Linked DNA regions of Homo sapiens: region 1 is linked to region 2. The links are chromatin loops, found by intact Hi-C in ENCODE. Cell type or tissue: GM12878. All regions are shown on one strand. Each heading gives the region's core, and the rest is flanking DNA. Links, peaks and the distances in the headings are about the cores only. Region 1 has its middle 24 kb from the start of LINC01053. Region 2 has its middle 25 kb from the start of AMER2.

Region 1 (8,336 bases), core at 243-8,242, 58 kb after region 2:
AGTGAATGGGGGTTCATTCCTGTAGTCTTTTTGTATATATGTGAAAACCTTCATAATAATTTAAAAAACGTTTTATAATGTTAAAGCTTCTCACAGCTTGCTTCTTCTTTGGGCTGGAAGGTGTAGAGGGAAAAGAGGGGTTCCCGTTTCTCCCTAAGCTTTCCATCTCTTCCTTGCCCAGTGTTCCAAAGGAAAAGTAAGGACAGGAACTTCCTCACCCAACAGGTGCCTTTGTGATCAAAGGTTGGTGTTTTCTGGGCCTGGGAGAGGTCATAGCTCCTTTTCCTTCAGGGTTGGGTGGATTTTACTTTATTTTGTGGAGACTCTCCTTTGTTGGGGCCCTCCCACCCACAGGTCTCTTAGCATGGGCATCAGCTCCTCTGGCTGGCCACTGGTTATCTCCCCCTCCCCACCCCACAGCCCCACGCATTTGGGTTTCCAGCCTGGCCTTCTCAGATGACGGCCGTTTACAATGGCTTTGGGTGGGTTCCCTCTTCCATGGGGACCACACCTCATCCTAGCCCAATGGCTCAGCAATGGGATTGACTTCTGAGTCCCCTCATTTGTTTCCTTTCCGAATCATCTCCTGAGAGATACAAATAGGGACACTTGACTGGGGTGGCATCTGGGGTCATAAGTGGGGACAACAGCAGATCCTGTCACCTTCTGGGGACTGGTGCCATTTCTTGGCTAAGGTTGTCAGTAGAGGAATCCATCCACCCTCCTATCCACCCTTCCTCTCAGTCTTGTGTGCAGCAGGCTTCCCCAGGCTAAATCCACCACTGTGGGCCTGTCCCAGGAGGTCCAGAGGTATGTTGGTGTCTGCTACATCAGTCAGGGAGCTTTTGGCAGCAAGTAACAGAACACGTGACTAAGAGTGGCTAAAGCAAGGGGGGTTGTTATTCCATATACTAAGTACAGAAGAAGACAGTTCCGTATTGATCCAGTGATTTGATGGTATCCAGGCTCTGTGTCAGCTTCTCTGCTGTCTCTGTATTTTTCCCTCTTGGTCACAAGATGGCTGCCACAGTTCCAAGCATCACATCCTCACACGACAATATGCCAAGGCAGGAAGGAAAGGGTAAATCCTCTTCATGGAACTCTATTTTCAACAGAATGGAAAACCTTTTGCCAAATTCCCCAACAGACTTTACATCTCATTGGCCAGAATGGGGCCCCATATCCCCACTCCCCACTGCTCCAACCCAATCCCTCTCTAAGGGGACTGGGATTCTCATGGTGGGTTTAGACTCATCATGATTTTTCCTGTGGAACTGCTTCCATCTTCCCTCAGTCAACCTATTCCAGAACAGAATTGGGAGTTTGTTAGGAAGGGAAAGCAGGGGACTGGCTGTTGGTGAGCCACCACACTGTCACCACAGGCACCAAGGACAAACACCGCCTACTTCCACCTCGTAGCCCTGCCCAAGGCAAGTTCTAAGACCGCATTCACCAGTCTTTCTGAGTTGAAACCAGTCACGCACGTGATTGCGGTGACAGGAACGAAGCTGAGTTCTCCAGTGTGAGGAGGTTTGTTCTTGCCTCCTGTGCCCTGACGTGCCGAACAAGCTGAATGAAAAGTGGGAAACAGGCCCGGTGCTACTCCAGGACATGAGATCCGGAGCTGCAGGGCGGGGCTCCAGCAGTGCCCCCTCACTGGGCAACACTGCCAGCCTGGCTTTGCTTGTGCCTCAACTTCCCCAGATTGAAGCCTGGGTCTGCTGAGCCAGGGAGGCGGGAATGGATGGAGTCGGGGCAGGGGAAAGCGTAGGGGGTTGTGGCACTCACAAAGGACCAACATGGCTGTGACACAACAACAAAACACAAACAGCCTTTAGCGTACTTACAGGGAGCAGTGGGGAGGTAAGGTGAAAATCCGCCAGAACAGTGCGAGCGAGGGGTGTAGGAGCCTACAGCATCTGCAGATGCGGCTGCCAGGAAGCCCTGAGGAGCGGACTCAGAGGGCAATGAGATGAGAGTTGAATCCAGAAGGAAGGGAGAGAAAATGGTGAGTGGAGGTAGAGAGGGTGGCGAGGGATGGCAGAATGGGGAGGGGAAAAGGGTCCTTTCCTCTGGGTTTGCAGGTTCAGTCTTAGAGGCTGGACTTCTCTTTGTTTTCTCCTGAAAGGAAGTTAGTTAGGGGGAGCTGACGTCCACGTTAAGAGGCCTGTGGTGGGAGAGCCCCAACGAAGGATCGTCTCTAAACTAGCTGGTTTCTGACAATCACTGAAGCACGTTATAGTGTGGCTTGTTTTCATTAGTTTGAATATCCATGCTCTGGGCTCGGGGGTTAATTTAACTTTCACCACTGTCACACATGAATCAGATCCTCCTCTTGGGGAGTTTGAATGTGAAATACAGAGTTAGAAAATAGGGGCAGTAAAGTGGAAGGGAAGGCAGGAGCAGAGCCCTGGAGGCCCCGCAGCCTGGGAAAGCATCGAGGCGAAGAAGCAGCGGCCACAGGATCCCTGGAGAAATAAGTCATGCCCGGGTAGAGAGGGAGTGCCAGCACCAGAGAGGGGAGCGGCGCTGAGACACAGAAGGGACGTCAGTGCTCCTGCTGCCCCGGGAACCACATAGCCCCGTCCCTAGAGCTGCTGTGCACTCAGAATGGGAAAGCTTCCCCTCTATCCTCCTGACCCCTGCCAGGTGACACATTCCTCATTTCTTTATTTCCTCACATGTCCCTTTAATAAACCCTCCTTACTTAAAGTAACCAGATAAGTACCTTTCTTTGGCTCTAAAAGAGCTCATTAAGATCATCATCCTGTACTTGCTTCTCCATTTTGATTCTGAATCAATAAGAACATTTTTCCCATGGTGAAATATATTCCAGCTTTCTATGCATGAATGTCATAATTGCTGTGGCTTTGGTATGCATGGATAGTGCGTGTGTGTGGACAAAAAACAAATTCAGTAGTTTATTCACTCACCACGCATGTTTTTAACATGCACACCAGGTGCCAGGTGATGAGGCTCCGGAGGTGAAGAAGATGGTATTAAAGCGTTATGATTCTATCTAGAATATTTTACACCTCAGAAAAGAGTGTAGAAAAACTGAAACCAAAGACAAAGGAACTATGGAGGAAAAAAGATTTAAAAGACATTCACTGGCTTAAGGAAGAAGAAAAGAGAAAGGACCACAAGCCTATCCATCTCTGCGGGGGACAGGAAAGCAATGAAGGTCCATCCATATGTGCACAGCACATGTCCCTCAGTGCCACTTGGTCCTCTCCATGGTGGTGGCTGTCCTCGGGGGCAACGTGAAAAGTCTCCTGCCAGCACCCCTGATGCAGATCCCCCTCCACCCTGGTGCTTCCATCATCCGAGTCTCTGTCCACCTGGGGGTCTAAGGCAGCAGCCGCAAGTGCGGCACCGGCATCGGGGATGCTGCCTGCATGCTGGACAACAGCAGCTAGATGCGTGGCTTTTAAGATTGAAAAGATAGGCCAGGCGCGATGGCTCACACCTATAATTCCAGCACTTTGGGAGACTGAGGCAGGTGGTCAGTTCAAGACCAGCCTGGCCAACATGATGAAACCCTGCCTCTACTAAAAATACAAAAATTAGTCAGATATGGTGGCATGCAGCTGTAATCCTCAGGAGGATGAGGAAGGAGAATCGCTTGAACCTGGGAGGTGGAGGTTGCAGTGAGCTGAGATTGCACCACTGCACTCCAGCCTGGACAACAAGAGTGAAACTCTGTCTCCACAAAAAAAAAAAAAAAAAAAAAATTGAGAAACAATAAAGGTGTATGTGTCCAAGTGTGCCTATTAACAGCGCTGTAAATGATGTATCTGAAAGAGCCATATAGACATGTGTGCTTTTGCATGCCAGAGTTTCAGAGGTCATCCAAGGAAAGGAAAAGAATGAGACTTCTATGTCAGACACCAGGTCTGTGCTAGATGAGAGAGCACGGAAGCACCTGCGGCTTACATTTAGAACAACAGAGGAGTTGGACAGGGGGGATGGTACAGCAGCTCATTGGCTGCCTGATTCAAGGCCAAAATCAAAGGCTGGATGCCTTTGCACTTCACTTGCATGGTTTTCTTTTTAAAAAGTGGCATCACGTGGAAATTTGTGCACTCTCTCAGAATCCTTCCAACCTGCTGTGAGAAATGTGTGCTAAGTGCACTTTTAAAAAGGAGTCAAGAATGATTTTTCTTACTGCAGTAGTTTGACTTCACACTCGAATAATGATTTTATGCTCACCTTGACTGTTTTCATGTCATCACTGCCTGGACTCACACACCGCATGGGAACTGCTCAAAGACAGTAGCAGCCACTGAGTAGTTTGGGAAATGCTTCATTCCACATCACCCTCAACAACCCTGCTCTTACTTAGTACAAGTGAGAACCATCACCGCTGGCTTGAACCCACCCATGAAGAAACACGGGCTGAGGAGGGGAAGCACCTGGTAAGAAAAAGAGCTTTGACTTTCAACTAACAAGCCATGGGCCTTCAAAGAAATTAACCGAATAATCTGAATAAAATATAATAAAGCAAAAAAGTAAAGTTTTTGGATAAAGACTGTGGATTTTTTTGACTCTTCATACTAACACAATTCTCATCCCTCCAGCTGAGTTCACCTGACCCGAGACTGCATAGCTTTGCTTCACTTCTTCCAGGAGCTCACAACACCTGTGAGGCTGAGTGACTCGAGGAGTGACTAAGAGATTGGCCCAGTCCTGTTTGCTCCTGTATGTTATGTATTGACACCGAGGACACTTCTTTCTGTCAGATGTGCAGGAACAAGAGCCCCCTTCTCCTCCCTGGCCATGCTACCTGATGCCCATGAGTACTCCACAGTCTCCAGCCAGAGGCACGTCTCACTCAGGTGTTGTCCAATTATCTGGATAGCAAATGGAGAAAAAAAACCACCCATCACCCACAAAACAGATCTTCCAACTGCTGCTTTTAGAAAAGCTCTTTGGACCCTTTTCACAAGATAGCGCTGAGGGTGAAGAAGGAAGATCCTGCCCCTCCTAAAGCCAAAGCAAAGGCTCTGAAGGCCAAGAAGGCAGTGCAGAAAGGCATCCACAGCCAGAAGAAGAAGGAGAAGGAAAAGAAGAACCACACACTGGTCCAAGACACTGCAACTCTGGAGGCAGCCAAAATATCCTTGGAAGAGTGCCCCCAGGAGAAACAAGCTTGACTACTATGCCATCACCAAGTTTCTGCTGACCACTGAGTCCACCATGAAGATAGAAGACAACAATACACTGGTGTTCATTGTGGATGTTAAAGCCAACAAGCACCAGATCAAATAGGCTGTAAAGAAGCTCTATGACATTGATGTGGCCAAGGTCAACACCCTGATTCGGCCTGATGGAGAGAAGAAGACGTATGTTCCACTGGCTCCTGAGGACCATGCTTTGGATGGTCAACAAAATTTGGATCATCTCAACTGAGTCCTGCTGGCTAACTATATATACATATATCTTTACACCAGAAAAAAAAATTTTTTTAATAAAAATTTTAAAAAAATTTTAAAAAAGCTCTTACAGGCCAGCTGCGGTGGCTCACGCACTTTGGGAGGTCAAGGCGGGTGGATCACCTGAGGTCAGGAGTTTGAGACCAGCCTCACTAACATGGTGAAACCCCATCTCTACTAAAAATACAAAGATTAGCCTGGTGTGATGGTGTGTGCCTGTAATCCCAGCTACTCGGGAGGCTGAGGCAGGAGAATCACTTGAACCGGGGAATCGGAGGTTGCAGTGAGCCAAGATGGCACTGCTGCACTCCAGCCTGGGTGACAGAGTGTGACTCCATCTCAATTAATCAATCAATCAATTAATAAATCAGCTCTTACATTTTCCTGGTTGAAGCTGTGGCTACATCACCACCTGCTATGCTTGGCACAGTTCTTGGCCCCCAGGAGGGACTCAGTAAGTGTTTGTTGAGTGAGCAATTCACACTGCACAGCCTCTGTCCTTCTGCACATGGTTGTCCCAGCTCACTTACCTGCACTGCCCCTCTAAGTGAGACCCCTTGTGCAGGACCCGTGCAGGATAGATGTCTCAGCACCTGGGGCCGGAATCGCAGGGAGCATGGAGGTCCTACAGAATGGGCCAAGCTTCCAGAGCTGGTGTGGATAGCAGGAGCTCCGTAGAGACCACATCAGCATCTTCTCTTCTATTTCTACTTTTAGAATAAAGGAAGTCACTCTCCTGCTTAAAACCTTCCAGGAATTTTCCCTTTTTCTTAGGGTGATCAAGTCTGAACTCCTTAACCCGGTCTACCTACCCCTGGCAACATGGCTCTTTTCGCTCTGTCCTAACCCACCTCCCGCCACTGTCCCCTTCGTCCACTGGGCTCTGGCCACCTGGCTCCCAAGTGCCACCTGCTCACTTGCTGCCTCAGGCTCAGCCTACTCCAGCTCTGCTCCCACCTCATCTGTCCTTCACAGCACTCTCTCCATTGGAAACAGATGCTCACTGATGTAAGCCTCTCCCTTCAGACCATGAGCTCCATGAGGCAGAACCTCATCCGTCTTGCTCATCATCATCCCTATGAGAGGCAAAGTAGCAAAAGCCAAGCCAAGCTTGCTCATTCCAGCAGAATTTCACAAAGCCCCTGACTCTGTGACGACATACAGCAGCTCTCCGAAAAGATGCTTTGAAGACAAAACAGGATAGAGCACGTGGCTCCCTATGTCTCTTGCCAGAGTCACTATATTCCTTAAAAGATAAATGACCCTAGAGTCCTTGCCTTTTCCTACACAAAATGTCTGATGGGGTTAGGGATTATTCCTCTGTAATCTATAACCAGATGTGCTCTTATACCCAAACCTTGATGTGATTCTGTGTCAGTGTAACATCTGTGCAAGTTTGATGTGATTTTTGCACATGCAAAAAGTAAGCTGGGACCTGTATATAAGCTGTAGGCTGAAATATTGTGGTGGAGCAGTCTGACAGAACCTCTCTAAAGGGCTGCTTCTGGGCTCTAGGCTCCAGTCAGTAAGATTTTTTGGTGTATGTTTTATTTTTTTTTAATATTTTGTAGAGGTGGGGTCTTGCTATGTTGCCCAGGCTAGTCTTGAACTCCTGGGCTCAAGTGATCCTCCTGCCTCAGCCTCCCAAAGTGCTGGGATTACAGATGTAAGCCACCATGCTTGGCCTAACACCTTTGTTTTTTGGTTTTGGGTTTTTTGGGGGGTGGTTTTGAGATAGGGTTTCACTCTGTCACCCAGGCTGGAGTGCAGTGGCACAATCACAGCTCACTGCACCCTTGAACTCCTGGGCTCAAGCAATCCCCCCACCTCGGCCTCCTGAGTAGCTGGGACTACAGGCATGCACCACCATGCCCAGACAATTTTTGTATTTTTTGTAGAGTTGCGGTTTCACCATATTGCCCAGGCTGATTTCAATCTCCTGGCCTCAAAGGATCCACCTGCTTTGGCCTCCCAAAGTGTTGGGATTACAGGCTTGAGCCACCACACCTGGCCTCAGCCTAAGATCTCTGAATAACACTAACTTTAATTCTTTAAAAGCTTGACTTTTTTTCATTAATTGGCCCCCAGTAACATTTCCTGTCACAGTGCAGTTAAGCAATGAATACTGGAAGGAAGGGAAGGAAGAAGGTGGCGGGGTTGGGGGGCAAGGAAGGAGGGAAGAGAAGGGACGGGAGGCGAAGACAGGGGGAGACGCTTCTTACTCTAAGAAGGCCCGTCCTTCCTACCCATGGACTTACAGGTCTCACAGGGAGAGGCAGGGAGGAATTAATGAATAGCCTCCAACAGACGATTCATTTCATTACATCCCATGCTCTGCAAAGAAACAGTCATTTTAGGAACTTTTCTCGCTAAATTATATTGGTTTTACGGTATTAACTGCATTTTAATATTAGTCTGTTTCATTAAAGATAAATGCTCTCAAAAGCTTCCCACGGGAAAAATGCCCTGGCCCAGATAGCACTGTGTTAAGCCTCTTAAATAAGCCATTTCTATAAAATCACCAATTCCCTCATTCTGAGCATAATGATGTAGGCTTTCTGACAGAAACTAAAAATCAGGCCTGTTGTCACTGGGTTTTTCTAGGTTTCATTAAGAGGCCACCCCTCACATGGACTGGTAAGGGGCATTTTCCAAAACTCCTGGTTCCGCGGAGAAGGTAAAGTCTAACACCAGTGCTTAGTACCCAAGGAGCCCTTGCCCTGGGCCAGCACTGGGAGAAGCAGGGCATGACTGGGTGAAGCTCTGGTGTGATCCACGTTCTGTTGTCCAACGGGTGGCCTCAGGTGGGGACTTCCCTTCCTCTGTAAAGTGAGGACTATGATACTACCCATCTCAGGCAGTGACAAGGATCAAGGGTCAGGATGCATGCTGAGTGGCCCA
Region 2 (8,336 bases), core at 112-8,111:
CCAAGCCAATCTGTGTGTACAAATAGAGCCAAGGCAGAACAGTGGGGCACAGAGAAAAAAGCAGGCACTTAAAATACCTTTTACATTATTGTAGGATCTATAGCTTCCATCATAATGAAGGAAAAAATATGACATTTATAATGAAATGAAGTGGCTGAATATCAGAAGATGTAATTAAAATGAGGAGGAAAAAGACCCCAATACGTAACCGTAAAGGTTCATCACGGCAAGATGCGTAAAGTCCTGTTCATTTGAGGCCAGAGAATGGCTTAGATCCCAAAATACTGTACTCTTAAAGAATGAGTTACTCACCATATTTCTTGTGAGCCGAACATGTGAGATACAATAAATGCTTTTAGTCACTGTCAGCACAGTGGAGATAATTTGCATATGATTTACATATAATCTTTTTGCAGGCAGATTACGGCGTTCACAAGTCTAATCTTTTTTTTTTTTTCCAAAGAGAAGGAGCCATTGACTAATGGATTTCTTTTAGATAATGTTAGAGTTTTCCAGCTTTTGTTGTTCCTGCCTCTAACCACTGAATATTAGCAAGCTCATAAATTGTCCTTTTGATTTACATATTAACACTCTGATCAAGACAAGAAAGCATGACAATCTAATCTTTGAAATGGTTATATAGTATGGGGTTGGGCTTAGTTCCCTGGGAGAAATGCCAAAGTTATAAAATTATAAACTACATTATTTATGAAAGAGAAATGTGTCCTGACAGAAATTAATTTAAAGGCAGAATTCTGTAATGGGTACAGCTTATTTGATCTGCCCATTCTACCCTGTGTAGTCTTGCTGTACTAATCTGTTTATTTACTCACTGATACACTTATGCTGTACTCCACAAATGATTCTAGGAAGCACACACACATACATAAAATGCACACACATAAGAATAGTTGAGATGACAAAGAATTAAGCCAGGGAGAGACTATCACACAAAATTCAAGCCATGCAGAGCTACGGTTCCCAGAGTGAGCTACAAATTTGGTGCCAAGCTTCTTAGCAGCCAAAGCAAAAAGTGCACCCCAATTATCGCAAGGTTCACAGAAAACAAAATTTTTCAGAAGTAGAGCATTTCTTGACTGTGAGACTTGGAAAATTTTCTATTGTGTCTCATGACAGCAAGTTCTCAAAGGATTTGTTAAATAACAGTAAATTTTGTTTTCTGTTTCATTACTTTCTGCGCTTATCTATATCATTTTTGAAATATGTAAATAGAACACAGTTTTGAAAAAACACTACCCGAAAGAAACTCATATTACAGGCGTAAGGAAACATGCATAAAGACGTTTGTACAGCATTGTTTTATTACAGACTAGATTTTCATCAGTAGAAGAATGGCTCCCAGCATGCACAATATGACAAAACCCCATCTCTAATTTAAAAATATATAAAAATTAGCTGAGCATGGTGGTGCATAGTCCTAGCTACCAGCGGGGCTGAGGCAGGAGCATCACCTGAGCCTTGGGAGGTTGAGGCTGCAGTGAGCCGTGATAATGCCACTGCACTCCAGCCTGGGCAGTAGAGCAAGATCCTGGCTCAAAAAAAAAAAAAAAAATAGAGAGAGCGAGAATAGCTCTATAAATTTTGAAATATCCATACATTGGGATATAATATGGCAGGTTAAAATAAATAAATTAGACCTGTATAGATAAATCTCAAAAACATTAAATAAAAAGTGAAACCACCTTTGCAAAAATTATAACAGTAAGAAAATAGGTCAGTGAAGGAGATTATATAACAAAAATATATACATATTTTTACATATGTACACATCCACATATGATTAACAAAAATATATAAACATGGATAAAAAGGATACATAACTTCAGGACAGCGATTCTCTCTAGGGCAGCAAAGAGAGGAATCTGGTGGCAGCCACATTGTGAATGCCAGATGGGGATGGAGAGCCGCAGAGACCCTCCACCAGATCTGTGATATTATGAAATATATACTTGGTCCCTACTTCCTGATAAAAGCTCCTAAAACCTTTGGAATTTCCAGTGACAAGAGTGGCTTTTGGCCGGGCGTGGTGGCTCATGCCTGTAATCCCAGCACTTTGGGAGGCCGAGACAGGCTGATCACCTGAGGTCGGGAGTTCAAGACCAACCTGACCAACATGGAGAAATCCTGTCTCTACTAAAAAAACAAAATTAGCTGGGTGTGGTGGCACATGCCTGTAATCTCAGCTACTCGGGAGGCTGAGGCAGGAGAATCACTTGAACCTGGGAGGTGGAGGTTGTGGTGAGCCAAGATCCTGCCCTTGCACACCAGCCTGGGCAACAAAAGCGATAACTCTGTCTCAAAAAAAAAAAAAGAAAAAAAGAATGTCTTTTGTACGCTACGCTAATGAGATGACTGGTAGCTAAGGGCCTGTAGATAGCTTCAGGGTGGGGACTGGTCAAAGGAAAGACCAAGGCATGATTAGAGGGTTGAGACTTTCAGCCCCATCCCCCAATCTCCAGGGAGGGGAGAGGGGCTAAAGGTTAAGTTGATCACCAATGGCCAATGAGTCAATCAGTCATGTCCACATAATGACAGTTCCATAAAAACCCCTAAAGGACTGGGTTTGGGCAGCTTCTGGGTTGCAGAACACATGGAAGTTCCTGGAGGATGGTGCCCCAAGAAAGGGCATGGAAGCTTCAGGGCCCTTCTCCCATACTTTACCCTATGCATCTCTCCATCTGGCTGTTCATGTGTACCCTTTGTAATAGCCTTCATAATAAATAGGCAATGGTAAGTAAAGTATTTCCTAAGTTCTGTGAGCCACTTTACCAAATTAGTCTAATACGAGGAGGAGCCATGGGAACCCCAATTTATAGCTGCTTGTACAGAAGCACGGGTCACAGATGAGCCTTATGATTGGCATCTGAAACGGGGGTGGGGGGGGCGGGGAGGGTGGCAGCAGTCTTATGGAACTGAGCCTTTAACCTGTGGCATCTGAGGCTATCTCCAAGGAGATAGTGTCAGAACTGAGTTGAATTGAATTACAGGATACCCAGCTGGTGTCCACTCTAGAATTGTTTGGTGTCTGGGAAAAAATCCCCACACACCTTGTATCAGGAGTGTTGTGCTGAGTGGTGTGTGAGATTAGGAAAACTATCAAATATTTTAATATGAAACTCCACCAAACATCTTGGTTGGGATTTTCCCCCCATCTCTAAGATTATCTGTAAGACTTTCTTTAAACAAAAATAGGAAATAAATATGGCAAACCAATTAACAGTCTAATCTTGGTTGTGGGCACTTGGATGTCTCTTATTCTTTCTGTCAACTTTTCAGTGTATTGGAACATTTAATATTTAAATATAAAAAATTAAAGGCCGGGCGCGGTGGCTCACGCCTGTAATCCCAGCACTTTGGGAGGCAGAGGCGGGTGGATCATGAGGTCAGGAGATCGAGACCATCCTGGCTAACACGGTGAAACCCCGTCTCTACTAAAAATACAAAAAATTAGCCAGGCGTGGTGGCGGGCACCTGTAGTCCCAGCTACTCGGGAGGCTGAGGCAGGAGAATGGCGTGAACCCGGGAAGCGGAGCTTGCAGTGAGCCGAGATTGCGCCACTGCACTCCAGCCTGGGCGACAGAGCGAGACTCCGTCTCAAAAAAAAAAAAAAAAAAAAAAAAAAAGAAAAATTAAAATAATAAAAGGGAAGTTAGAGGACAGATTTTAAAGGATCTAGAAGACCATAAAGATGCAACCTTTATTCTCAAAGCAATAAGGCTGTTTGATCAAGGCAAAGCCTTGTCAGAGCTGTTCTGGAGAAAGATGACTCTCCCAGCCACATAGAATAGATACACAGAAGAGTTGGAAGCAAAGAGGTGTATTAGGAAGTTGTTGTGAAATTTCTATTATAAGAAAAATGGTGCAACCTATATTACTTGGAAAATATACAAATATTTGCTTAAAATATATAAGCAAATCTCTTGCTTTTAAATTCCTGTGATACATAATTAACTCCATCTCTGTATTTGAAGGTCATATTCTCAAAAGTTGTCCTATAGGGATTATTGGAGCCCTTACTGTCCCATCTCACCATCAGGCTCAACGTTTTTTCTGACTCAACTGTAGATTTGTGGAAAATATTTTGATTACTATAAAGAGTGAATGAGAAAAACTGAGACTGGGGGTAGGGAGGGAATCAGGAATCAAAAAAGATTATTGCTTCTATTAAGAATACCCTAAGGGGAGCAACATAAAATTAAAACTGAAAGCAGATTTTGTGCAAATCACATGCTAATTCACTGGTGGCCCATCTATTTTAAGTACTGGCTTAGTTACATGTGATTAACATGAGTACATCAAATCCAAGAAGGCACACAACACAACTCACAGTCCTCACAGCAATGCACCGTGTTTATCCCGCTGAGTTTTTCCCAAGAGTAAATTCACCTATAGGAGAAGCTGAAGACCCACACTTGCTCCCTAGCCATAACTTGTCAACTTGCATGATCTGTGCATGCCCCAGGAATTTCCCACAAATCAGTACATTGTGACTGATTTAGAGCACTTTCCATTCTAGTTATAACTCTGTCTACATTAGGTATATGTCTATGGACATTTCTGCTTTCACACTGTAGGGCTGGCTACCAAGTGCTGCTTAAAAACAAAACAAAACAAACAAACAAAAAACACTCTCAGAATTGTGCTGATTGACTCATCTATGTATTTGTGCTATCTAACCTAGGGGTGGAGTGGTGCTTATAATCTTGTATTCATGGGTAAACTATCTCTTCTCAGTCCCCACGGTGCTGTTTCAGACTTTGGCAGTCACCTTAAGTCCCTCCCACTTTCTGGCTTCCCTTTTCCACTTTAAGAACGTGAGCCCTCCTGGACCTGAAGCGATGCCTGTCGTTCACATTGATCGCTCTTGCTTGTCCTATGTGGATTTCCTCATCTTCTTTCCACTTGGGGGAAATTTAATTTGAGTGTGGCTCCTGCCCTGTGCTAAGGGATGGAACAGGTGACCCACATGTGGCTCTTCAGCACCCAGCAATGATTGGATCAGAGGTGATCACATGTCCCAGAGGCTGACCAATCACAGTCAGACAAATCCCTGGCCACGAAAATTGGTTCGAAGATGAGATTAAGACCCCAATCAGTGGAATCCAGGTCAATGCCAAAATTTGCACTTGACCTCCAGGAGGAAACCTCCTTTTTCTTTCCTTGTGCTGGATCCTAAGAGGATGAGCCAGGGACTAAGCAGTGGCCCCTGAGAATTGGAACCAATGAAACAGAGAGGAAAAGAAACCAAGATCTGATAGCACTGTTTGAATTCCTAGATACATACCTCGCTGAAACCAGCCCTGCCCTTGGCCTTTCCATGAACCAGTGACTGCCCTCTTTGTTTCAGTCAGTCTGAGCAGGGTTTTCTGTCACCTGCTATTGGGAAGTCCTGACTAACCCAGTGCCCTGTTCCGTTCTCCAAAGCAGCCTCTGCATTCCTTCTCCAGGCTACAGGCAGACCTTGTCCTCACACCCTCCACAGATGGCCTGCCTCTTATGCCACTGAGAAAAGAGAAGCCATCAGGGACATAGCCCCCAGCTTCTCTCTTCTGACTTCTCATCTATCTGCACCTCCGCCACTGTTGCAATATCAGAAAAGGCGTCCTGTCCAAGGAAAGCCTGCCACCTCTGCTCCTGCCCCGCCTGCCTGCCCTCCTCTTACACCTAGCTTTATCAGTTACTCCCTTTTCTTTGTGTAGCTTCAGTCTCTCCTGCCGCATGGCTCTTGATCTTCAGCACATGAACTTACATATGTCTCTCACTGTCAGAAGAAGAAAAAGGCCCAGCGTGGTGGTTCACACCCATAATCTCAGCACTTTGGGAGGCCAAGGCAGGCGGATTGCTTTGAGCCCAGGAGTTCTAGACCAGGCTGGGAAACATAGTGAGACCATGCCTCTAAAAAATAAAAACAAAAATTTGCTGGGCATGGTGGCACACGCCTGTGTGCCTCCTAGCTATTCAGGAGGCTGAAGTGGGAGGGTCTCTTGAGCCCAGGAAGCTGAGGCTGCAGTGAGCTATGTTTGTGCCACTACACTCCAGCCTGGATGACAGAGTGAGATCCTATCTCTAAAATAAATAAAAATAAAATAGAAGAAAGAAAGGGAGGAAGGGAGGGCGGAAAAAACAACTTTTCTTCTTCCAGAAAATCAATCTCTCATTCTTTTCTTTTCTTTGCTTCAGAACATGTTTTGTTCAAACATCTCCTGTCCTCGCTCTACTCTCCCATCATTCACGGCAATTAGGATGCTGCCCCTCCGCATCCTAATTGGAGAGCTCCGGAATCTGCCAAGTGCAGTGGCCTACTTTTAGCATTTCACTCCTCTCTCACAATTGGTTCTGCTGATTTATCCTCAGCATCCGTGAGGGCTCCCTCATGGATCTTATGCTCCTTTTCAGTGGCCCTTCCACCCCTTTCCATCCCTGAACCCAACCAGTTTTTTTGGATGAAAAAACTTGTTGAAAATGTGACAAAGTCCACAGTTTGTTTCCCTAGAAACATGTACTTTGCATATCACTGTTCAAGGCTCTTAGTAACAAACTGCACAATACAGTACAGCAGTTTAAGTAGAGGGGGCTTTGCTCAGAGAACAGATAGCTCACACAACGGTTGGGAGCCTGCAGCCCTACAGTAGAGCTGGTCTGCCTCTGCCCAGCGAGGAAGCTTCCAAATCAAAAGCCACCACCAGCTACTGGCGCAAAAGCGATCTGCCTCCACCAGGATCTCTGCCGGCAAAACGGGAGCCCCACACCCCACTCTTCTCTTCTCCTGTGTAACTCCATCCCAGATCAAATCTCACCTGAGGTTCGCTGTCTCCAGGTGACCCTGTTTCTAATCAAGGTCTCGCACAAGCTCATCTTACTGGCAGAATCTAAACCTTGTCCAGAGTCCCAGCTTCAAAGGGGGTGGGAATGTAGTTTCCCACTTTCCAACTTCTGCACTCTAGGGAGGGCTGGAATAAGAGCTACTAACCCATCTACTGTATCACCACCTACCCACAAACACAGAATCCAAGGACTGAAGTTCAAGGATCACATTTTAAAGGTTAATGCTCCTAAGTGCTTTAGTAAGGATTTCTGTTGTTGTTACAAGTGTTGGAAATTACACTTCAAATCACCTATAGTAGGAAAGGGAATTAATTGGCTCAGATAGTCAAAAAGTTCAAGAGCAGAGCTTGGTCACATTCATGTCAGGTGAGCGTGGGCATCAGGATCTGCTTCCCACTCCCTGGCTCTCTTTCCAGCTCTCCACTCTGTTTGCCACCGCTTTTCTCTCAGGCAGGATCTCCCTGCAGGGACTGGGGGCCAAGAGATACCAAAAGGCGGAGGCTCAATGCTGCGAAGGCGAATCAAGACTGTCCGTTATAGGCCGGGTGCGGTGGCTCACACTGTCATCCCAGCACTTTGGGAGGACGAGGCAGGAGGTTCACTTGAGGCCAGGAGTTCAAGAGCAGCCTGGGCAACACAGGGAGATCCTGTTTCTACCAAAAAGAAAAAAAGACCATCCATTATACCAGGATACTCACAACAAGTGTGTGATTTCAGCTACTGCCTTGACCTACCCCTTGACTTATTGGAGATAAATCTTACTTTGATTATTTCCATTCAGTGAAACAGAAATTTAAGGTCACCTGAAGACATGATCCAGCTGAAAGGAAATTTCTAGAAGGAGAGGCACTCTCTTTTTATTCCTCATCCATTCCTTCAGAATGGTAAACAATATTCTGAAGTGACTCACATTCCTTCTGTTTTTCCACTGAAAATGGAATTGTTTACTGTTGAATAATCCAGCTCACTTTGTCAGAATGACGGGCATAGACATTTCTGTCCACAGAAGATTTTTTAAAACATATATACATATTATTGCTTCCCCAGGAACAGAACTGTGAATCCTTATGACCTCCAAATCAGACGATTCCATTACTCTTTCATCTCATGTAAGGAAGGCTCACAACCCAACATGTCCTAATTAACCAATTTTCCTTCCAATATTTGCTTTTCATTCAAAATTTTTCCTGTTTCTATTAATCACCTTCTACCCTTTACCCAAATTAGAAACTTTGGAGTCGTCTGCCATTTCTCTCTCTCTCTCTCTCTCTCTCTCTCTCTTCTTTCATACCAAGTTCTTCACCAAGTACTGTTACCAGCTTCTAATCTCTCTCAAATCTGTGTCTTCCCCTCCTCCTCTCTACCTTCCTTAATTCACAAGGCCTGGAGGTGCAGCAAAAGCTTGAGAACAGGTTTCTCCCCTCCAGTCTGGCCCTTCTGCATTCCACCCCTTGCTAGAAAAGAGAAGCAGACACATAACTGACTTTAGA

The links. Hi-C counts contacts between places; a loop is a spot of excess contacts. Peaks named below come from ENCODE experiments on the same cell type or tissue, not always from the same donor. Only the 100,000 strongest peaks of a DNase experiment are listed, where the experiment ranks them.
Region 1: a loop joins it to region 2, with 2.9 times the contacts of the local background. A loop is called at or near these places in 1 of 110 quality-filtered maps.

What each region holds. Positions count from the first base shown.
Region 1 is chr13:25,201,100-25,209,435 of GRCh38, forward strand. It overlaps the pseudogene RPL23AP69. Among named protein-coding and RNA genes, the nearest start is that of LINC01053, 24 kb to the left of the region's middle. In GM12878, for the core only: no CTCF peak of the experiment used is centred there; no DNase peak of the experiment used is centred there.
Region 2 is chr13:25,143,554-25,151,889 of GRCh38, forward strand. No RefSeq gene overlaps it. Among named protein-coding and RNA genes, the nearest start is that of AMER2, 25 kb to the right of the region's middle. In GM12878, for the core only: no CTCF peak of the experiment used is centred there; a DNase peak (open chromatin) is centred at 4,688.